3 separate regions of the Mus musculus genome follow, and all the other regions are linked to region 2. The links are chromatin loops, found by intact Hi-C in ENCODE. Cell type or tissue: gastrocnemius. All regions are shown on one strand.

Region 1 (8,000 bases), 230 kb after region 2:
TTCCCCTGAAAATGACAGTAGAGTTACAAAATGGAAATAGCCAGAGTAAAATGCAGATTTAGTTTAAAGACAGATACATAAGAATTACTTTTCCTGATTTTGAAGAATTATACCAAGTTTACCACTACAAAAAGGGATAGCTCAGTATTCTAACCCTAACCTAACCCCTTATAGTTCAGTCTAGCTCTGGATTCATGACTTCCCAGCCTTGCCCTCTAGAAGCTGGAACTACAAGAAACAAATCCTAGCCTATGCAGCTTGTTCCAGCTTAGCAAGCACAAGGCGATCACAATCAGTCCTCACAATCATTAATCAAGTTGCTTAGTGTCAGAGGGCTTCAAAGTCTCAACATTTATTTTCAAAACTGACCCACAAATTGTGTGTGGGCAAGGGCAGGATGAAAACAAGGGAGAGAGCAGGAAGAAACTCAGAAACTCAAAGTTCTTGATTTCCTTCTGGGAGTTTATAATTAGAAGATAAGAGATATGAAGTTCAGTGTGGAAAGAAGGCAGGATAATACGGACACTGTAACACTTGAGTGTAGAGTCTCTGGAGTATTTGTGAGGAAATTACCATTTTCTTTCAATAACTGCACTATAAAAAGCTTTCCAGGTATTGCGAATATAAGTCAGCTGGCAGAGTCCTTGCCTAGCATGCAGAAAGCACTGAGTACTGTCCTCAGCATTGCATAAACCCAGTGTGTTAGAACATGTCTGTTATCAAAGCACATCAGAGGTAGAGGGAAGATTTAGAAGTTCAAGATTGTGCTCAGCTACATAGGGTATTGGAGGCCGATGGCTACACAAAATCATTTCTCAAAAATTAAAAAACAAAACCACAAAGAACAAAAAGATCCTTACAGGTTTTTAGTAGAGATGTCATATAATGGCAAGCAGAGAAGTCTCTCCTAACTGCTAGACAAGGCAGCATCAGAAATTACGCAGGGGTACTACTGTTACTGTATTGTGGTTCAGATAGGCACATGGCAAAGTAACGAACCTTCAATCTGAACGGAGAGAATCCCCAGGTCCCGAAGCTGCTGGTTGTTGCTCTGAGCCAGGATCCGTAGCCGTTCTGCTGCTTCCCGGGGGATGTTGAATGTGACTCGCACGCTGTTCCAGGGCTCCACCTTCTGTACCTTTAGCTTGCTGGATTCTTGGTCACGAAGAAAAGAGAATAACATTATTAATTTTGAAGGCATTTGAGAATGAGCAACTGAAAAAAAAATCCCTATTTTAAATAAGAGCAGAGTTCACTGAACTACAACAGAGGGAGGAAACATACACTCTGACAAGTCAGCTTCCTTTAGGACAGAAAAGCATTTGGCATTCTGCAACTCTAAAACCTATACAAACTTCTGGACATATTCTTAAGAATGCACAAATGCTAACTTACTCTAGGGAACGTGTGTGTCCATATGCAAAGGAGTGAAGTTATACCTAATATAATGTACAAAAATTAATCGAAAATGGAACACTTAAATTTGGACCTAAAACTCTTAGAGGAAAATATCTGACAAACCTTCACTACCTTGAACTTGGCAGTAATTTCTTGGATGTGGCAGCAAAGGGACAGGCAACAAAAGAAAAAAATAGAAACAATAAACTTTTTTTTTCTCCTTGAGACATTGTTTCTCTGTGTAACCCTGGCTGTCCTGGAATTCACTCTATAGACTAGGCTGGCCTCATACTCACAGAAACCCACCTGACTCAGCCTCCTAAATGCTGGAATTAAAGGTGTGCATCACTCCTGCCTGGCCTGAAACACTGGACTTCTTAGTGATTTTGTGCATTAAAAAAACACTATCAAGCTGGGCAGTGGTGGCGCATGCCTTTAATCCCAGCACTTGGGAGGCAGAGGCAGGCAGATTTCTGAATTCGAGGCCAGCCTGGTCTACAGAGTGAGTTCCAGGACAGCCTGGGCTATACAGAGAAACCCTGTCTTGAAAAAAACAAACAAACAAACAAACAAAAACCAAACCAAACCCAACCCAACCAACCAACCAACTAAATAAACAAACAAACCTAACACACTATCAAATGACTACATACCATATCACATTAGGGTGGTCATTATAAAAGTAGAATACAGCAAATGTTGACAATGATATGGGGGAAATTGGGAACCCCTGTGCACTAATGATGGGAATACACAAAAAGTACAACTACTAAGAGAACTATATGGTGAGGAATTAAAAAAGAAAGTTATATAATGACAGTAGCCAGACATCTAGGAAAGGCTATAGCAAGCGAGTTTCCTGGAGATGGCCCACCATTTTGCATGGTTGTGATAGACCTTCTAGGAGGCACAGCCCCAGAGACTTCGCCCCAGGATTGCTTCTCACTGCTGATATGCTGGCCATTTCAGCAAAATAATGGCTGATTCCTGCCATTATTACATAGCCTAATGACTCTTGGGCATCAGTCCACTCTATTGAGCAAATTTCCTACAGACTTCAACATGAAGATGAAACATTTATGAATTAATGCTGTTTAGATGAATTAATGACTTTATAGAATTCAAATAATTTTAGGAAGAAAGTTTAAGGAGATGGTTTTAGTGTTAGAGTCAAGAATAGAATGTGCCCCTCTTCATAGAATAGTAAGTAAAGGCTGTATGATAAGCTTTCATAAATTATACTAAGAAGAGAAATAGATTTGAGAAAGATTTGTGATCAAGGAAAACATTGATTCTAGGTCAGGTCCAAAGATGAAACCACAGGTGAGCACTATGATAAAGCAAGGCTATGTGAAACTGTTGTTTTGAACTTATAATGGGCTTATAGAATGAAACACTGCTTTTGACATTCTACTGTAACTCCCCATTTGTGTAACATTTTATCTATGAGGTAATTTTATAAAGAACTTTTGTGTAAGAAGGTATAAAAAGGTGGAAAGAAGAAATAAAGTATGGCTTTTGGGGCTCTGCTCCTCCACCCAAAAAAAAAATATATATATATATACATACACACACATACATACATACATATATATAAATATATATATGTTATATATGTCTGGGCATACATATGTATGTAGGTACATGTGTATGCATGTACACTTGTGAAATGGATGAAACAGGTGGTTAGGCCCAGCCAAAGTGTGAATGTGTGCATACATGTGCGCCTGCCCCCCCCTTCTTTTTTCCCTATGAAACTGCATCAGCTTCTGGCCCCCAAGACAGTAAGAGAGAGTTAGAAGGTCAGAGGTCATCAGCCTTTGGCATTTGACTGATGCTGTTTCCCACCTCAGTAACTGAATATCAGGGCTGGTCCCCAGCAATATAATACAGCACTTGTATTTCTAAGGATACAGTCCAAAGAATTGAAAGCACAATATGGAAGAGTATATCCACATTTACAGCAGCGTTATTTATAACAGCTAAAGCACGGAAGGAATTCAAGTGCCCAGCAACAGATAAACAGTAAGACGATGTAGTATATACATACATGCTGTGGAATATTTGGCCTGAAACAGGAAGGAAATCCTAGCATGTGCTACAGCTCATGGACAAACACTGAGAATATTATGCTAAAGGAAATAAAACAGGAAATAAAGATACAGGATTTTGCTTTGATAGGGTAGGTAAAAATAAAGCAAGGGGGCTGGAGAGTTAGATAACTGGCTGCTTTTCCAGAGGATTAAGGTTTAATTCTAAGCACACAAGAGGGAAGTCACAACTGGCTGTAGTTCTAGTTCCAGAAGATATGATGCCCTCTTCTGGCCTCTATGGACATTGCATGCATGCAGGCAAAATACCCATACACATAAATCTAATTTTTTAAATTAAAAAAAAAAGTGCAATGGTGCTTATTAAGGGCTTGAATAGGTAGGGAATGAGAAGTTATTATATAATAGTTATAGATCTTAATTTTATAAGAGTTATAAAAATAGCTACTAGTAATTGTTGCATAATATTTTAATTGCATTTAAGAATCATTGAGCCATATATAAAAATCATAAAGATGGCAAACTCTACTATATGTATTTTACAATTAAAGATTTACAAAGTAAACTGAGGTAGTAGTATTGTTTGTAATTACATTTCACAGATAAGAAAGGAAATAAAAGCTATCTGGCAACTCCAAACAAAATATTTTCCCTTATGTTATAAACTCAGATCAACTAAACAGTTCATACCCTTTATTCAATTATATCTCTCTCTTTCTTTTGAGATAGAATTCCTCTGTGTAGTCTTGGCTGTTCTGGAACTCACTCTGTAAACAAGGCTGGCCTGTGCCTACCAAATGCTGGGATTAAAGGTATGTGACACTGCCCAAATTACATCTTTCAATATTAATAAAATAGCTCTATAGGAAAATGCTTTCTCAAAATCCAGATATCCATGAAGAGCGTTTCAATATGCCACCTAAGCCCATTCCAGCTCTTAAACCATTAGATACAAAATATTAACACAGAATTTATTGTTGTGATGTAAAACAAGAACAAAGCAGACCACCTGCTAAGGGTGATGGGATTAATATACTTACAAATTTTAAAAATGCTTAGACTATGTTTAGTCAAAGTGCTCTTAAAGGTAAGGAAACTGTGACCCAGAGAAAGGCTAAGCAAGCTGAGTTGAAACCTAGTGAAATCAGACAAGCTCTAAGTGTTAAGCCTGCTTTTCCATCACATTTGGAGACATGTTTCAATACACTGAAAAACTTTAGATCTTGGCTCCACAGGACAAAGACACTAAAGTTTCTTCCAATCTAATGATTACTGGAAACTTATCTGTGTTCTGCACACACATCAGATAGCTCTATACTAATTTTAATGTTAATATATTTGAAATTTATTTAATTACAATATACTTTACTAGCAACTTTTAAAACTAGGCAAGGTAGCCTAAACCTGTAATCCTAGCATCATGGTTGTAGGCAAGTAAGCATGTCAAAGCAACAAGAAGAAAGCAAAGATTAATTACCCATGTGTAACAAGTTGGGCACATTCTTTAATATTGCATCCAGTTTCCATTTGAAGTCTTTATCATCTATATTTCCTTTGAAGGCTACAAAAATTGTGGAATCCTCCAAAATACTATCACTTTTCGTGTCATCATCTTCTAGTCCAGAGTCAAACTCCACCTCTGAGTCGCCCATTGTAGATGAACACAAGGAAGTATAGATGTCTTCAAAGTTTGGAAGGTCATCCAAAACCATGGTGTATTATTCCAGAAGTATATGCAAAGTGAACAGTAAGTAAACCTTCAGAAAAAGAGAGGATGCAGAGTATTATAAACTATCATTATATAGTCAGCATATCATTTTTATTTAATATGTTATCCATACCTCTATAAAAGATGTAATTTATTTACCAGATAAAATTTCCTTTCATAATATTATTTGCTACTTTTTTTTTTGTTAAGACTAGACTATTGGGAGAAATATACAAAGTGACACAGGAAAATCAATAGATCTGAGTGTTAGCAGTGCTCACCTGCAACCCCAGCGCTTTGGAAGATCATAAGTTGAGCTCACCCCAGGCTGCAGAAGTAAGCTCTTGTCTCAAACAACAGCACCCAGAAAAATCCTTTATAAAATAACTATACTTCTCCAGCTACATTTAAGAATTTCTAATAATATTAAAAGTAAATAAATAAAACTAACAAAAAAATTTTAAGGCTAAAAAGCTGCTGCTTACTTAGCAAGAGAAAGACTGAGTTTTGAAACTGCCTAAAAACTGTAGGTATTTAGCAACCATTTCAAAGTAGGACAGAAAGAAAAATAACTTAATGATATATGTCATTAAAGTTAAACAAGAGTAAACCAAACCAAAATTAGTAGCTGGAAAGCCATGACACAGACGGGTGAGCTGACTTAGCAGGTGACTAGGACCGCTCCTAAGCTTGCCGATGAGTTTGACCCTCAAGATCCATATGACGGCAGGAGAGAATTAAACTACAAGTTGTCATCTGACTTAAACACACACCAAGCCCACTCACACAACAGTAAATAAACAGATGTTTAAACATTTTCTTCAAAAAAAAAGGGGAAGATAAAATAAATGTTAGGATAGGTGTTAATAAAATGGATTAAAAGAAAAATATAAAAGATTAACGAAACAAAGAGTTCTTTGATAAGATAACCAAATTGACCAAAATAAATAGACATGAATTAAGAAAATGAGGAGGCTGAAGATGCAGCTCAGTTGCTATAGAGCTTGCCTAACATGCACAAAGCCCTGGATTTGATCCCCACCATCACACAAATCAGGCATAGCGATACATACCTATAATTCCAGCACATGGAAGATGGAAGCAGGAGGATCTCAGAAACCCAAGATCATATCTGGCTAAAAGGGAGTTTAAGGCCAGTTTGGGATACAAAGAGGCTTGGCCTCAAAAAAGATAAGTATACATACATAATATATATTATATACATAATACATAGACTAAAAAGGAGATATTAAAGCAGTGAGATTCAAAGAGGATCTCTAAGGAATTTTTGAAAACTTCCAGTAAGTTGTTAAAACTAGAAGGAACTGGTATGTTTCTCAATACATGAATTACCAAAATTAAACCAAAAGGATATAACCTAAAAAAAAAAAATTAAAAAAAAAATAAAAATGATCACCATACAATGAGGGCTGGTGAGATGGGTTAGTGTGTAAAGGCACTTGTAGCCACGCCTTGTGAGGACAGAGAGAACCAACCACCTCTGTGTGCTGTTTGCTAACCTCTGTACCTCATGGTGGCATATGCACCTACAAGATATGCACATACAATAGAAATAAGATGTGGAGGCTGGAGAGACGGCTCAGCAGTTATGAGAACATGTTGCTCTTAGAGGATCCAATAGTTTTGTGTGGGTGCTAAGAAGTGAACTTGGCTTCTCTGCAAAAATAACAAGTATCCTAACCCCTAAGCAACTCTCCAGCCCCACTTCACCCCTGGTCATACTGATTATAGTGCTTGAACTCTTTGTTGTATGTTTGCTTGTTTTGAGACAGGATTTCTCTGTGTAGTTCTGCTGTCTTGGAACTCATTTTGTCGACTTTGCTGGCCTCAAACTCATCATAGAGATCCACCTGCCTCTGCCTCTGCCTCTGGAGTGCTGGAATTAAAGGTGTATGCAAAATATAAAATAAAATAAAAGTATGTGCTATTATATCAGCCCAGCTAGTGCCTGTAGTAAATAAAAAGCATAGAAACAAGCAAGGCAGAAGTCAAATCATTCCTACTTACAGATGTGATCACTTACTTAAAACATACTAAGAACGTCTCAAGGTAACTATTAAGAGTTAGGTAGTAAATACTTTCAAGAAAATATCAGGGATATAAAATTAACCTAGAAAACCCAGTAGCAGGGCTAGTAAAATGGTTCATCAGTGAAGTGCTCTTTGAGAGGACTGAAGCTCAGTTCCCATGTCAGGTGGCTCACAACCTTGCCTAGAACTCCAGCTATAGGGGATCTAATATCCTCTTCTAGACTCCACAGGCACCAATAAACACACATGCAAATAAAAGTAAATTGCTAGGTTCTCTATGTACTGATAATATGCTGGGAAAGAAATTAGGAACCCAGGTTCAATTCCTAGAACTTACATGGAGGTTTTCAACTGTTTGTAACCTCAGTTCCAGGGCATTTGTCACCCACCCTTTTCTGGCCTCCTTGGAAATTTCATGAATGTGTTATACAGACATACAAGAATGCAAAATATACACAGTACATATAAAACAAATTTAAAATAAAAGAAAAACCAAAAAGGTAGACTTAAAAAAAAAAAGAATTTCTTACATAAACTTTCACTTACCAAAATGTCTTAATTATCATTTATCCAGATCATCCTCTAAGTCCAAGCAAGGTGGCATCTTTAGGGCTTATAGGTCAAAGTAGCAACCAATCAGAATTCTTTTAGAGAGAGAGAGAGAGAGAGAGAAGAGGAGAGGGAGAGAGGGGGGGGGGAGGGGAGGAGAGGGGAGGAAGAGAAACAGTATTATAAAGAAATAAGATTAAAAATACGAACAATAAATAAATACATACATAAATACATAAACTC
Region 2 (8,000 bases):
TGTTCCTATGCAGTGTTTTCTGCTTTTTCAGTGTAAGAGTGGTTAGTGGGTTTCAAGTTCTGTGTGTAATCTGAAATAGATACATAAGTAGAAAATCTGTCACTAAACAAAGCTCTAAAAATAGTCATATGAACTATGTGGTGTGTAGGGAAGGGGGTGGTTTTTATACTGTCCTGTTACTTTCCTATGGTAAGCATGTGCTTCTCTTAGAATCAGTGATTTTAAATAGGAAAGAAATTAGCCCATTGGTAACAACAATGGCTAATGTTGCTAAAAGATGGTATATAAATTTTCAGTAGTCAATAAAGTTTTCATTTCCCATCAGTGAGTTAGTTCACTAATTGACTTTTATATTCTAGCTATCACTTCCAAGCCAACTACAATTAAGCATTAGATGTGCTAGAATAGTAAAACATCCTGTGGTTGGAAGTTTGCTTAAAGCATTTTGCTGGTCTTTGTTTTATTTTTCAATGTAGAAATAATGATGTGCAAGCTCCTGCAATGTATTGCTATAGGTTTCAGGAGCACCAAACTGAATGCAGAAGAGAAAGAGACCAGAATCACTGGTCCTAGCAGGCTGGTTCTAATGTAACCTCAGTCATTAACATAAAGGACCAGGGAGGAGGACTTGGAGATTGACTGATCATTTATACCCATGGCTTGATGTCAGGTTCCTTGGCCCATTCTCAGCCCAGCCTGTACACATTATTATTATTATTATTATTATTATTATCATCATCATCATCATCATCCTCATCATCCTCTTCCTCCTCTTCTTCCTTCTTGATTTATTTTATGTACGTGAGTACACTGTATCTGTCTTCAGACACACCAGAAGAGGGCATCAGATCCCGTTACAGATGGTTGTGAGCCACCACGTGGTTGCTGGGAATTAAACTTAGGACCTTTTGGGAGAGCAGTCAGTGCTCTTAACTGCTGAGCCATCGTCCCAGCACACCCTTACACATTTCTCATTGTCTCTCATGATTACTCTCTTGTCACTGAGTTGTCGGTGTCTTTTGAAGCTTTTGTTTTGTTTTGTTTTTGACTATATATAACTCGCAGGTAGCTATAGTGACAAGATGCAAACCATGATTAAACAAGCCCTTTATCTTTTTGCTCTTACAACTGAAAAACTTTTGCAGACACGTTTATGTTCTAAAACATTTACAACTCTCATCTTAGTTTTGGCATCCACCAAATAGATGGGCAGTTATAATAGAGGAGAAAATATGATTGCTTAAAGGTAATTAGTCTAATATCAAAATAAGATGTAATTTAAAGTTTAACAACATATTTTCTTCATAGGTGCTGGATAAAACTGCTTTAAATGGTGTTTTTAATTAGCATAGTACAGCTATTTATGGTGTAAAGTTCAGAAGAAAAAAGTCCCTTTACATTATCACTTGTTAAAGAGAATTGTTCAAACTAATGGTAGCCTAGTGACGCCTCTCAGGTGTGTAGCTGAGTGCTCAGCTTATGGTACTTATAGGGTATTTATCATAACCATGCACAGCAGTCAAAGCCATTGGGCTTTTTGTTACACCTGGATGCTGGCTGTTTGAGTAGCCTGTGAACTCCTGAAAGTGGTGAATCTGTTTCTGTTTCCTAGGGAACTGAGAGAACTTAATCCTCTTTGGGTACTTAAGTGTTAACAGTTTATTCTTATCACTTGATAAAGTACAGGTATTATATCAAACTATCCCTCTCCAGGCCCCTGTAGTGTTTTCCTAAGGGGACATAAATAGTTTTACTGTGGGTGAAACAAATTGACTTATGTACTATAGCTCTGTAATGCTACTGTCCTTCATATCTGAACACAACACTGTTACCACCCAGTGTGGGAAGCAAAGTAGTAGTTTTCTATATAATGTATAGATTCCCACTGTGTATGTTTCCATAGATAAGTGAGTTCTCTCTGTAGCCACTGTTAGTCAGTTAGCTTTTTATGTATATTTTTTGACCGAAACAAAAACCAAACCTAATCAGCACTACTGCTCTTGCCTACCTGACTGGTAATCTCTGATCTGCCTAGAGTTTTCTACCCTACACAATTGCTAGAACGATTTCATAAGTTTCATATAGAGGGGTATAAAGTATATAAAAATATAGATGCTTAGAGTAAATGTATGAAACTTTGCTATCATATTTCTTTATATGCAACGTGAGCTAACTGGGAGCACTGTTTCACATGGACCTAAGTCACCTACAGTGGAGCAAGTGGGAGGTGGTGGTGATGTCTCCACGGCTGCAGTCACAGCTCTCTCTGCTTTGTTGTTTTGTAGATCATGAGCTTCAGCCCGCAAGACCTGAGAAGACGTTTGTGGGTGATTTTCCCAGGAGAAGAAGGTTTAGATTATGGAGGTGTAGCAAGGTAGTGATATATGAATACTCAGAACTTAGTTCCTTTCCTCCAAAGGTATCATTACACTTTGTTCGCAGTATTTTCTCAATATTATGTTTCAGGAAAGTGAAATTAGGAAATTATTATAGTTTTATAATGCTGGAACTACAAAATTCCAGCAAACATTAACTTGGCACCTATTTCCTAAAACCTGTTAAGTCCATTACACCTGCATTACTCACTTGGTCCTCAGAATAACCACGTGGTAGAGAATCTTACAGATGACGAAGTTCAGAGAGTCACTCAGTGCAAATGCAACGTTTTCATTTTCTCACCAGTAACTAGTGTCAGCCAGCCAGCTCCTGTCTGCTCCATGGATTACCTAAAGCCCTGTAGTGACCAAGTCATTTCTTCCTAGCTAGTGTCCTGCTAGTTAGCGGTACCCAGGATTAACTTAGCGTTGAGAATAGAGTGCTATGAAAAAGAGAGTTGAAGATCTCTGTTCTGCTTCATTCATTTTGGACTATTTGTTCAAACTAGACATCCTTGAGCAAGATATAGCTTTGCTTATTGCGTGACAGGATTACATCAGTTTAAAATTTTAAACTAGGGCCACAGATGGCTCAGTGGGTAAAAGTGGTTTCCATACAATCCTGACAACTTTAGTGTAGTTCCCAAAACCTACAGAAGGAAAGAAACCAATTTCCAAAGTGAAATGTGCACGTAACCTCCATATGCACACTGTGGCCTTTGTGTGCCATGACCTGCACATACCTATGTGCACCTGTACCTGTACACACTCACATTTAGCCTTGCTACAATGATAATAAATAAAAATACAAGGAAAACCAAGTATTTTAAAAATGAATAGGTAATAAAAGTTAAAGCTGGGTATGGTGGCACATGACCTATCCCAACCAACACTGGGGAGGTAGAGGTAGGAGGGTCAGTTCAAGGCTTCGGCTACCGAGGGCATCTGAGGCCAGCCTGGACTATATCAGATCCTTTCTTCAATAAAATAGTAAATTGCCAAGTAGTAACAGTGTGGAAGGGCAAGAATTTTGAAGGAAAGACTGAATTTGAATATTTTATTCTTTTGAGCAAATATCTATCTGTAGAATTATTAGGAAGAGTAGAAATACTTAGTTTGGGTTTTGTGTTTTAAACTTCTTTAGATTTATCTACATTATTTTACGTGAATGATTATTTTGCCTGCATGTATGTGTATGCCTTATGCCCTTGAAGGCCACAAGAGGGTGCTGGTTCTCTGTGAGCCACCATGGGGGTGCAGAGAGCAAACTCAGGTCCTTCCAACAAGTGCTATTGACCGTGAGCTATCTTTCCAGCCTCTGAGGGTTGGTTTGGCTTTTTTAATATTTATTTTTGTTTATATATATATATGTTTTGCCTGTGTGTATGTATATGCACCACATGTGTGCATGGTGCTGTGGAACCAAAAGATCTTGGATCTTCTGGGACTGGAGTTATAAATAGTTGTGAGCCACCATGTGGGTGCTAGGAAACTGAGCCCAGGTCCTCTGAGCAGCCTGTGCTGTTAGCCACTGACCCATTTCTCTAGCTTCTAAAATACTGTCTGTCTGTCTGTCAAGACAGTGTCTCTCTGCATAGCCCTGGGTATCCTGGAACAAATTATATAGACCTGGCTACCCTTGAACTCACAGAGATCTTCTAGCTTCTGCCTAAGTACTGGGAATAAAGGTATATACCACCACGCCTGGCTGAAATACTGTTTATTAATGAGTTAGTTCAGAAACGGAGTATTTGTGTGCTTACTAACTGCTGAGTACATCTCACCAGTTACTAGGTTTTTGTTTTTGTTCTTAAATCTTATGTAAGGTTTTACTTGTAAGGGAGAGGTGGTGGTACACACCTATAATCCCAGCACTCAGGAGGCAGAGGCAGGCAAAGCTCTGAGTTCAAGGCCAGCCTGGTATAAAATGAGTTCCTGCACAGCCAGGGCTGCACAGAGAAACCCTGTCTGGAAAACAACAACAACAACAACAAAGGGTTTGTTGTTTGTAATTATGTGTGTGTTGGGGTGGAGGGTGGTTATGCAGTGCTAAGAGTTTAGAAGATGGCATCAGATCTCTTGGATAAGAATTAAAGGCAATTGTAAGCTGCGAGCACAAACACATGCACATGCAGGAAGACAGACAGACCACAGATAAAATAAGCTTCCAGGGCATTTTTCTAATAATCGAGTGGCTGGAGTAAGTGCTTCCTCTGTGACAATGAGATGTCTGGCATAGTGGCTGTCCTTAAGTACACTATGGATCTTAATTGAAGGTAGAATAGTAGTTGCCATTCAACCCCTCTAATTACCTGGCCCAGTAGTGAATTTTAAACTTGCCTGTGTATAAAATTCTATCCACTCAAACCATTTTCACATTTTAATATTTCTAAAATTAGGGTGCATATTATGATTATGAATAGAAGAATTTTAGTGGGCAATCAAATAAGGGTCTTTAAAACTAATGATATATTAGACTATTTGAAATTTAAGAATATATAAATATCCTACGTAACACAATGTGAGTTTGAACAGAACCAAGAAAACTCAACAAGCAATTAGAAAACCATCTTAGTTGATGTGAGCAGGTTCCTGACAGCTCTGTAACACTGCTCTGTGATTTGTTGACATGGTTACCTACAAAATTTTTCATCCTAAGTTTTCTTTTGATTTCAGAGAATGGTTCTTTCTTTTGTCACATGAAGTGTTGAACCCAATGTATTGCCTGTTTGAATATGCAGGGAAGGATAACTACTGCCTGCAGATAAACCCCGCTTCTTACATCAATCCAGACCACCTGAAATACTTTCGTTTTATTGGCAGATTTATTGCCATGGTAAGTACAAGTACAAAACTGTGTTTACTAATTCAGCAGTACTAAATTTTTGTGTAAGTATTATAACAGATCGTGTGACAAATTTTTCTCCTTATTTTATTTACTTATCTGTTTGAGTGTTTTGCCAGCCTGTATATCTGTGCACCATGTGTGTGCCTGGTGTCTGTGGAGCTTGGAGGAAGATGTGACATCCTCTGGGTCTGGAGGTTTAGACAGTAGTGATCCTGTGTGGGTACTGAGAATGAACCAGGATCTTCTGCAAGAATAGCCAGTTAACTCTTAACTACTGTGCCACTGCTCCAGCTAGGGACCTTTAGGGAAAGTGAGTTCTCCATCAGGTGTTGGTGGGTAGGTAGGGGTGTGTGTGTGTGTGTGTGTGTGTGAGAGAGAGAGAGAGAGAGAGAGAGAGAGAGAGAGAGAGAGAGAGAGAGAGAGAGAGAGAGAGAGGGAGAGAGAGAGGGAGAGAGGGAGGGAGGGAGGGAGAGAGAGATTTGTTTGCCTGCTTGCTTGTTTTGTTTTTTGAGGCAGTGTCTCACTTCATACACTTTATATATAGCCTTGGCTGGCTTGGCTATCACTGTGTAGACCAGGTTTGGCTTCCAGTTCATAGAGATCTATCTACCTTGGCCTTGGAGTGCTGCCTTTAAAGTCTCGGGCCACCATGCCCAGCCTCGACATTTTTTTTTGAATGGAGATTTTATCTAATATTTTGGTGTTTAATGTCTTTTATACAGTTATCTCAAGTGGTATTGCTTCCTTCCTGTATAGGCTCTGTTTCATGGGAAATTCATAGATACCGGATTTTCTTTACCATTCTATAAACGTATCCTGAATAAACCAGTTGGACTGAAGGATTTAGAATCTATTGATCCAGAATTTTATAATTCGCTCATCTGGGTTAAGTAAGTTTCTCTATACATTTATTAAAATATAGTCTGTGCTCTATGTGCTGCTTGTAAGTTCGTCTATACCATAGGCATGCCACTATGTTGTTGTATTTAAAGGATATGTATGTCAAACCTTTTTCAGTGTTCAGTCTGATACATTTTATAGAACTGCATCCAAGGTCTTAAGTAGTAACATGATTATAATCCAACTTGTTTTAATTAGATGTTATAATTTAAGGCTTATTGCTTAAACTCAGAATTTGAATTTAATTAAAACATTTGAGTTATGATTGAATTGTACATATAACAAATAGTGCTAATTTCATTTATACAGAGAAAACAACATTGAAGAATGTGGTTTGGAAATGTACTTCTCAGTTGATAAAGAAATTCTAGGTGAAATTAAGAGTCATGATTTGAAACCCAATGGTGGCAATATTCTTGTGACAGAAGAAAACAAGGAGGAATACATCAGGTAAGAAGCAGTGTCCCTAAAAGTGTGTGTGTAAGGGAGTGTGGCTCAGCAGCTCAGCAGTGCAGAACACTTGAGCTCAGTTCCCAGCACCCACATTTGGTGGCCTACAGCCCCCTGCAATTCCAGCTGCTCTCTGGGGATCCAGCACTTCCCAGTTCTCTGGGCACTCAGGAGCATAGCGTGTACAACCTAGATACAGATAAAAGAAGTACTCAGCTTTTTTAGAAGAAAAGACAACGTTTCTTTTGACAGCATTTAGGATTTTTGTTAATAATTGTCTAATAATGGTAAAGGGTGGCATTTTAAAAATGTGTTTGTTTTATGGTAATCACTTTTATGTAAATACTTATTTCTAGTGTTAGCCTAAAATTAGATTTTAAAGGTAGGAAGTCATGGTGAATCATTTAATTTAACTGATTTATTTATTTACCTATCTTGAGATAGGTTCTGTGTAGCCCTGGCAGTCCGAGTTTGTTGTATGTATCAGTCTGGTCTTGAACCACGGAGACTGCCCTGCTTCTGCTTTTGTGTGTAGGGATGAAAGGCGGGCACCTCTCTTCTGGAATGGATATCCTCTTCTACTTAGCAGTTTTGTGACACTGTGCCATGCAACAGCTGTTGAAAAGAGAACCTGAAATGTATACATTTTTATGGGCAGTACTGTAGATGTAGTAAAAGCTTATGAGTAAAAGAGTTGTTGAGGTCTATGCTTTATTCATTCGTACCTTCCCAGTGCTCTCACCTTCCTGCTAGCCCACTGCTGCTAAGCCTAGAAATCCCTGGGCCTGTGTTGGACGTTCCTTTCAACACTAAGAGTGCACAGTTTTATCACCAATTACTGTAACCAGTTACTAATTGCTGGTGAATAATCAGCTACTTAAGATTTTAAGATATATTTGTAAAACTTGGTTCTTTTCTGTTTTCAAGGAGGTGTAATTTGCCTCAGGCATTGTGGCATAACCTGAGGTAACACTTGTTAGGCAGGGGATGGGGGTCAAGGTCATCTTTGGCTACAAAGCAGATTCAAGGCAGGTCTGAGCTATAAGCCTAAATAAAACACACAGCTCAGAGGGCCCTTGCTGAACTAGGGGCAGAGGGAGCCATAAGTGATGAACTAGATGAAAAACAAAAGTCAGGTCTTAATATGCCAATCAACCAACTTCACCAAATTGCTTTTTTTTTTTTCTCTTATTTTTCTAATTTATAGTTTTGTGGTCAGAGAATGTCTTTGAAATGTCATTTTGTTTTGAAACTTATAAGCCAGTATGTGGTTTGTCTTGTGTATATATGTGCTTCTATTGTTGGGTTAGTTATTGTCAAGAACTCAGATGCCAAAAATACACACATTTGTTTGTTTGTTGGAGAAAATTTAAAAAAAAATATTCTAAAACAAAATAAAAATTTTATGTAATTTTAACTGTTGAGAG
Region 3 (8,000 bases), 220 kb after region 2:
AAAAATTTGTCTTTTAAGAACTATTTTTAGATTAAAATCTTTTCTGTTTATATACACTTTGCCTGCATGTATATGTATGTACACCATTTACATGCCTGGTATTTGTGAAGACCAGAAGAGGTGTTGGATCTCCTAGAACTAGTTACAGACGGTTATGAGCCACTATGTAGATGCTGCACACTAAATTCTGATTTTCCGAAAAAGCAGGCATTCTCAACTGCTGTTTTGAAACAGAGTTACATAGCCCAGGCTGGCCTCAAACTCAGGGAAACACTCCTGCCTCATCCTCTCAAATGCTGGAATTACAGCTGTGCAATCTAACTCCAGTTTGTTTTTAATATTAAGAAATAACTCACAGTGTAATATTTATCCTTTAAGAATATGTTTCTTTAAACTCTTCACATTTTAAAAATCACTTTTAGTTGTCCTTTTCTTAAAAGTATTATTCACTTATTTGAGTCAGGGTCTTGTGTAGCTAAGGCTGGCATCAAACTTACTAGATAGCTGAAGATGACCTTGAACTCTGGATCCCCCTGCCTCCACTTCTCAACTGCTCAGATTATCAACATGCATTGGCAGGCTGGGTTTTGGCTTTGCACCTGCTGGGTAGACCCTGCCTCAGTGGAGCTCCACCCCAGCTTAGTCACTCTTTATAAAGAAACATATGGTGCTGCTCCTTAATTGTAATTTTTATTCACTTCTTAATTTTTTTTTTCGTTTGAGATAGGGTCTCATTATGTAGCCTTTGCTGGCCTAGAACTTGCTATATAGACCCGGCTGGCCTCAAACTCATAGAAATCCACCTGCCTCTGCCTTCTGAGTGCTGGGATTAAAGGCATGTGCCACACCCTTCACAATAGTCACAAATAATATAAAATACCTTGGTGTGACTCTAACTAAGGAAGTGAAAGATCTGTATGATAAAGAACTTCAAGTCTCTGAAGAAAGAAATTAAAGAAGATCTCAGAAGATGAAAGATCTCCCATGCTCATAGATTGGCAGGATTAATATAGTCAAAATGGCTATCCTGCCGAAAGCAATCTACAGATTCAGTGCAATCCCCATTAAAATTCCAACTCAATTCTTCACAGAGTTAGAAAGGGCAATTTTCGAATTCATCTGGAATAATAAAAAACCTAGGATAGCAAAAACTCTTCTCAACAATAAAAGAACCTCTGGTGGAATCACCATGGCTGACCTCAAGCTGTACTACAGAGCAATTGTGATAAAAACTGCATGGTACTGGTACAGCGACAGACAGGTAGATCAATGAAATAGAATTAAAGACCCAGAAATGAATCCTATGGTCACTTGATCACACCTATGGTCACCTGATCTTTGACAAGGGAGCTAAAACCATCCAGTGGAAAAAAAGACAGCATTTTCAACAAATGGTGCTGGCACAACTGGCGGTTATCATGTAGAAGAATACAAATTGATCCATTCTTATCTCCTTGTACTAAGGTCAAGTCTAAGGGGATCAAAGAACTCCACATAAAACCAGAGACACTGAAATTTATAGAGGAGAAAGTAAGGAAAAGCCTTGACGATATGGGCACTGGGTAAAAATTCCTAAACAGAACATCAATGGCTTGTGCTATGGGACCTCATGAAATTGCAAAGATTCTGTAAGGTAAAAGACACGGTCAATAAGACAAAAAGGCCACCAAAAGATTGGGAAAGGATTTTTACCAATCCTAAATAGGATAGGGAACTAATATCCAATATATACAAAGAGCTCAAGAAGCTGGACTCCAGAAATTCAAATAACCCCATTAAAAATGGGGTACAGAACTAAACAAAGAATTCTCGCCTGAGGAATACCGAAGGGCTGAGAAGCACCTGAAAAAATGTTCAACATCCTTAATCATCAGGGAAATGCAAATCAAAACAGCACTGAGATTCCACCTCACACCAGTCAGAATGGCTAATCAAAAATTCAGGTGACAGCAGATGCTGGCGAGGATGTAGAGAAAGAGGAACACTCCTCCATTGCTGGTGGGATTATAAGCTTGTACAACCACTCTGGAAATCAGTCTGGCAGTTCCTCAGAAAATTGGACATAGTACTACCGGAAGATCCAGCAATACCTCTCCTAGGCATATACCCAGAAGATGTTCCAACTGGTAATAGGAACACATGCTCCACTATGTTCATAGCAGCCTTATTTATAATAGCCAGAAGCTAGAAAGAACCCAGATGTCCCTCAACAGAGGAAATGGATACAGAAAATGTGGTACATTTACACAATGGAGTACTACTCAGCTATTAAAAACAATGAATTTATGAAATTCTTGGGCAAATGGATGTATCTGGAGGATATCATCCTTAGTGAGGTAACCCAATCACAAAAGAAGTCATTAGATATGCACTCACTGATAAGTGGATATTAGCCCAGAAACTTAGAATACCCAAGATACAATTTGCAAAACACAAGAAAATCAAGAAGAAGGAAGATCAAAGTGTGGATACTTCATTCCTCCTTAGAATAGGGAACAAAATACCCATGGAAGGAGTTACAGAGACAAAGTTTGGACCTAAGGCAAAAAGATGGACCATCCAGAGACTACCCCACCCGGGGATCCATCCCATAATCAGCCACCAAACACAGACACTATTACATATGCCAGCAAGGTTCTGCTGAAAGGACCCTGATACAGCTGTCTCTTGTGAGGCTATGCCAGTGCCTGGCAAACACAGAAGTGGATGTTCACAGTCATCTATAGGACGGAACACAGGGCCCCCAATGGAGGAGCTAGAGAAAGTACCCAAAGAGCTAAAGGGGTCTGCAACCCTATAGGTGGAATAACAATATGAACCAACCAGTACCCCCAGAGCTCGAGTCTCTAGCTGCATATGTAGCAGAAGATGGCCTAGTCGGCCATCATTGGGAAGAGAGGCCCCTTGGTCTTGCAAACTTTATATGTCCCAGTACAGGGGAACACCAGGGCCAAGAAGTGGGAGTTGGTGGGTAGGAGAGCAGGGCGGGGGGAGGGTAAAGGGAACTTTTGGGATAGCATTTGAAATGTAAATAAAGAAAATATCTAATAAAAAAAAAAAAACCTTGCTTTTGAAAACATGGCCAACTTGGGCTAGAGAGATGGCTCAGAGTCAGAGCACTGACTGTTCTTCCAGAGGTGCTGAGTCCTAGCAAACACATGGTAGCTCACAACCATCTGAAATGGAATCTGATACCCTCTCTTCTGGTGTGTCTGAAGACAGCAACAGTGTACTCAAGTACATAAAATAAATAAATAATTCTTTTTTAAAAACTTAAAAAAAAACATGGTCAACTCATACAAATATTCCATTTATGCTTGAAAAGATTAAGAACTCTGGAATTGAGCCGGGTGTGGTAGCGCACACCTTTAGTCCCAGCACTCAGGAGGCAGAGGCAGGCAAATTTTGAGTTTGAGGCCAGCCTGGTCTATAAAATGAGTTCCAGGACAGCCAGCGCTATACAGAGAAACTCTGTCTCGAAAAAAAAAAGCAAAACAAACAAACAAAGCAAACCTCTGGAATTAGGATTACATAGTTTGTATACATGGTCTTTGGGGCTTAGGGAAGGCAGGTGATCTATGTAGCGTTGACTGGCTTGGAATTCAGAGATCCCCCTGCCTCCTAAGCACTGAAATTAAAAGTGTAAGCCACCAGGCTTGACGCATTATAGAAAACTTATCAAAGCCTTTTTTTTTTAAACCCTTATTTATTTATTTATTTATTTATTTATTTATTTATTTATTTATTTATTTATTTATTCGAGTCAGGGTTTCTCTGTGTAGCCCTGGCTGTCCTGGAACTCACTCTGTAGACCACGCTGGCCTCGAACTCAGAAATCCGCCTGCCTCTGCCTCCCGAGTGCTGGGATTAAAGGCTTGCGCCACCACGCCCAGTGACCCTTATTTTTTATGTTTGATTCATCAATTACTAACAGATGTTAAAATCTCCAAGATTTGGTATTTCCATGTAATTTTTATATATTCAGAGGCTAGGTTATTAAGTATATAAAAATTTAGCTATATTCTTGATAAATTTCTTTTGTTAAATAAAGTGGTCTTTTTCATTTATATGATTTTTATTTTTTATTATTATTTGTGGTACTAGTGACTGAACTACTACATTGGGCCCCTGAGTCCTAGTTTTCTTTCTTCTGCAGTTTTTGGTTCCATGTAGTCGCCCAGTATAGTGGGCAGCAATGAGAACCACTTTGTGCCCAGCAGGGACATCTCTCTGGATAGTGGAGGGTTGCTAATGTACTGGTGGTCATAGCCTCCAAAGGGATGTTCCACAGGATCTATGGCCACACCCTGCATATGTAGCTAGCAATTCCTCTTGCCTTTTACTTGTAGTATGCAGGGCTCATGTTTAAGATAGGTTTGTCAATTCTACCCCCACTGGCCACCATACCAATAATAGCTCTGTTGGCCTCAAAAATGACCTTAGACCCTGAAGGCAGCTTTACCTAGGTCTTCTTGGTCTTTGGGTGTGGGAGATGACTATGGCATAGTTCTCAAGGGTTCACACAAACTTGCCTCTGTCTCCAGGCATGTCCCCAGAAAACACAATAGTACACTCAGGCATGGTGCCCACAGAGAAAACACTGCTGATACTGAGCTGGACATTTTGCTGCAGTACACAAACTGTCCAGTGTGGATTCTCTCTGTAGCTATAACTAGCTCCATCTGATTCTTAAATCAGTAGGGAACATGAAGGACCACATTCACAAAGGGAGAGCAGCAGACAAGGTAATGGATGTCCTTCATGGTACCCTTAGTATAAAGGCCAAAGCATGCAGGCGCAAAGTACAAAGAACCAGCTCCTGTCTTCTTCCTACCACAGGGCCCACAGTGGCAGGTCAGCTAGCAAGCACGGCTAGTAAATGCTCTTAAGTCTTTGAAAACTTCTTTTGTTCCACTTCTTTGGACAGAACAACTTAGTTAAAATTTAAAATATAGCCCTGGCTGTCCTAGAACTCACTCCGTAGACCAGGCTGGCCTCGAACTCAGAAATCTGCCTGCCTCCCAAACACATGAATATTCTTAATATCTAAAATTCCAAAAACTGGAAGTTTAATCCTAAAATTCATGAATTTAGTGCAAACTTGTTTATTATAGTAAGTCTGAACCAAGGTCTGTAACAGCCTGGGTTGAGAAAGTTCTCCTCCATAGCATCAGTGAGTTTATCAGTCTAGAGTTACTTACTGTCAGTTACTTAGTGGTAGGTTAGCTGTTCCAGACCATTTTATTAACATATGTTCAACATGCAAATGGTTAGAGAAGACAACCCCAACCACCAGCCTCCAAAGGGAGCCCAGGCCCAGAAGACAGACACCCGTGGGTCTCCCCATTTCAAAGGTAACTAACAATTTTACAATCTACTTTCCCTGGAAAGTCTGGCTTCATGAGCAATTTTTAAATTCTAACATTATTCTTCACGTAGTCTTCCTAGCAACTCAAGTCACTTGGTTCTTCAGATTCTTCATGACTGTGATTTTTATGTTTTGTTCCTTTCTCCCCTTTCCCTTCTTCAGAGATGCGGTCTTGATATAGAGCTCAGCCTGGCCTTGACATGGTCCCTACACCAGGGTTACAAAGTCTTGTGTCTCAACACCAGCTGGCCATCACTGTTTACAGTTTCAGATTTAATTTTGATTTTTCTTTGAGAAGTTCTTTTGCTTGCTTAATATCTTAGTTATACATTAAAACTTCTAGTTAAAGACAACATGATAAACAGTCATCTGTTGAAACCAGATCTACTTCTGTGAAATCCCACCCCATTTTCAAAGATGGCAATTAGAAAGAACATTCATGAACCAGATGTGATGGTACACACGTGAAACCTCAACACTCAGAAGATTGAAAAAAGGCAGGAAGATAGTAGCAAGTTCAAGGTTAGCCTGGTTTATATAGCAAGTTCAAGGATAGTGATAGCTATATAGTGAGAACCTGACTGAAAACAAAACACAATAAACAAGGACACTCTCATGGGACCCAGAACAGATCGTATTGGACTACAATGAGCTGCTTGTTCCCAGAAATTTTCCACTATAGACTAACTACATGCTCAGGAGTAACATGCTAACATGCATTTATGGTACTATGTGGGAATTTGAACTAGATCCGTGGTTCCCACTGCAGGTAACATCCAGGAGATATCTAGAACATCTTAATTTATCAGTTAATCTTTTAATCTTAGCACTACTTTCTTCTCTTAGCAATGACAAGAGAATGCAAGTACATCTAAACTGATAGCCCAGAGATATCCAGGGATATCTTTAGTTGGCACGATTAGAAGAAAGAAATGCACAGTGTCTACTAGCATCTGGTAGGTAAAAGCTAAGGATGCTATTAAATATACCTCAATGTACAAGATAGCTACTCACAGCAAAAAATTATTGGCCCAAATACCAACAGCCAAGAATGAAAACCTTTGATTCAATGATTACTATGGTATCTCCACAAATCTTGGTATTCTCTACGGGGATGAAAAAAATAAACTATAAATTTAGATGCAGTTGCTTTCTATTGTCAATGCTAAGAGAAGAAAGTAGTACTGAGATAACGGATACATTGAGATGTTCTAGATACGTAATTCTAAAGTTAATACTGTTTCAGAGGAAATATAAGGTTTCTTTTTCTAGGAAGACTTCTCTGATGTAACCTACTATTAAACTTCACTTGCCTCCATTAAGGCCTAATAGACAAGTGAGAAAAGGAATCATAAAATATTGCTGGTGTAAAAAGTACCTGGAGGTTAAAATGTCATGGTAACTCTAAGTCATCACTAACTGATTAATCCTGGTACTTTGTGTTACAAATGATTATAATCAGTAACCGTCATTAAATACCAATTTAACCCAATTTCAACCTAGTGCGTCAAGGTTTTCTATGTGGTAATGAACTTACAGCACTGTAACACTGGCCAGACACTACATGTTATAATCAAGGTGCAGGCATTAGTGCTACAGGTATCTTAACATTTCAGGACTTGATAGAATCTCTAACACTGTTTCTGAGATATAATTAAAGATGTTTATGGTCACCTATGACCAGAAAACATGAATACCTGAGGGCAGGAGGAGTTCAGATGAGAGTCCCTGGCTTGCTTTCCTGGGAGCATTTCTTTACAAATGTCTTGACTAATGACAAGTAAGGCAGCTAGGGTCTTCAGCTAGGATGAGCAGAAGCAACTGTACAACCTGTGATTTCTTATCAAACTGCCTTCAGACTCCCTCAGAGCTGTATGGGGCAACAGGTCTACATGTAAGTTTCTAGGTTAGATATTTTCCATTACTTATATGGAACTTCATTATCAGTCCAGGAGCATTGACTGTGACAGATTCAGAAAACAGATCTTGAGGGTTGTGAATATAGATGTAGTTCCACAGGAGACAGCTTGCCCACGTATATGTAAGGAAATTAAGAAATGTTTGCTTTATGGGAGAACTCATCTACTACCAAGCATAAGCTCCAAAGACTCCAGGCCTTATCTCATTTTTAAAGATAAAGATGAAATATATTTATTATATTTCAAGGAAACAAAAATATATAGTGTATTTGCATGAAATACTATAAATACTTGAGGTAAACAGAAAATGCATTGGCAGTATAAAAACCTAACTTCAACTCTATGCCAAAATCTTTGTTTTTTGTTTTTGGTATTTTGAGACAGGATCTCTCTGCACAGTCCTGGCTGTCCCGAAACTCACTATGTACACTGTCTTAGTCAGGGTATCTATTCCTGGACAAAACATCATGAGCAAGAAGCCAGTTGGGGAGGAAAGGGTTTATTCAGCTTACACTTCCATACTGCTGTTCACCATTAAAGGAAGTCAGGACTGGAACTCAAGCAGGTCAGGGAGCAGGAGCTGATGCAGAGCCATGGAGGGATGTTCTTTACTGTCTTGCCTCCCCTGGCTTGCTCAGCTTGCTCTCTTATAGAACCAAGACTACCAGCCCAGGGATGGCACCACCCACAAGGGGCCTTTCCCTCTTGATCAC

The links. A loop is a pair of places that touch in the nucleus more often than their neighbours do. Peaks named below come from ENCODE experiments on the same cell type or tissue, not always from the same donor. Only the 100,000 strongest peaks of a DNase experiment are listed, where the experiment ranks them.
Region 1: it touches region 2 in a loop (3-fold over the local background); 2 of 42 quality-filtered maps call a loop at or near these places.
Region 3: a loop joins it to region 2, with 2.4 times the contacts of the local background. A loop is called at or near these places in 4 of 42 quality-filtered maps.

Annotation. Positions count from the first base shown.
Region 1 is chr2:155,432,934-155,440,933 of GRCm38, forward strand. Ncoa6 (nuclear receptor coactivator 6) reads right to left here and starts at 7,850. Exons shown (of 14, transcript NM_019825.3): 1 at 7,755-7,850; 2 at 4,927-5,206; 3 at 1,000-1,155; 4 at 1-5. The coding sequence starts at 5,161. In gastrocnemius, a CTCF peak has its summit at 3,726 (motif pointing left); no DNase peak of the experiment used is centred here.
Region 2 is chr2:155,204,008-155,212,007 of GRCm38, forward strand. Itch (itchy, E3 ubiquitin protein ligase) reads left to right here. Exons shown (of 25, transcript NM_008395.3): 17 at 2,286-2,374; 18 at 5,052-5,211; 19 at 5,980-6,113; 20 at 6,433-6,573. Among named protein-coding and RNA genes, the nearest start is that of Gm52565, 28 kb to the right of the region's middle. In gastrocnemius, a CTCF peak has its summit at 3,600 (motif pointing right); no DNase peak of the experiment used is centred here; H3K27ac peaks cover 715 bases.
Region 3 is chr2:155,423,146-155,431,145 of GRCm38, forward strand. All of the region lies in intron 4 of Ncoa6 (nuclear receptor coactivator 6), which reads right to left. It also overlaps the pseudogene Gm17959. Among named protein-coding and RNA genes, the nearest start is that of Ncoa6, 14 kb to the right of the region's middle. In gastrocnemius, no CTCF peak of the experiment used is centred here; no DNase peak of the experiment used is centred here.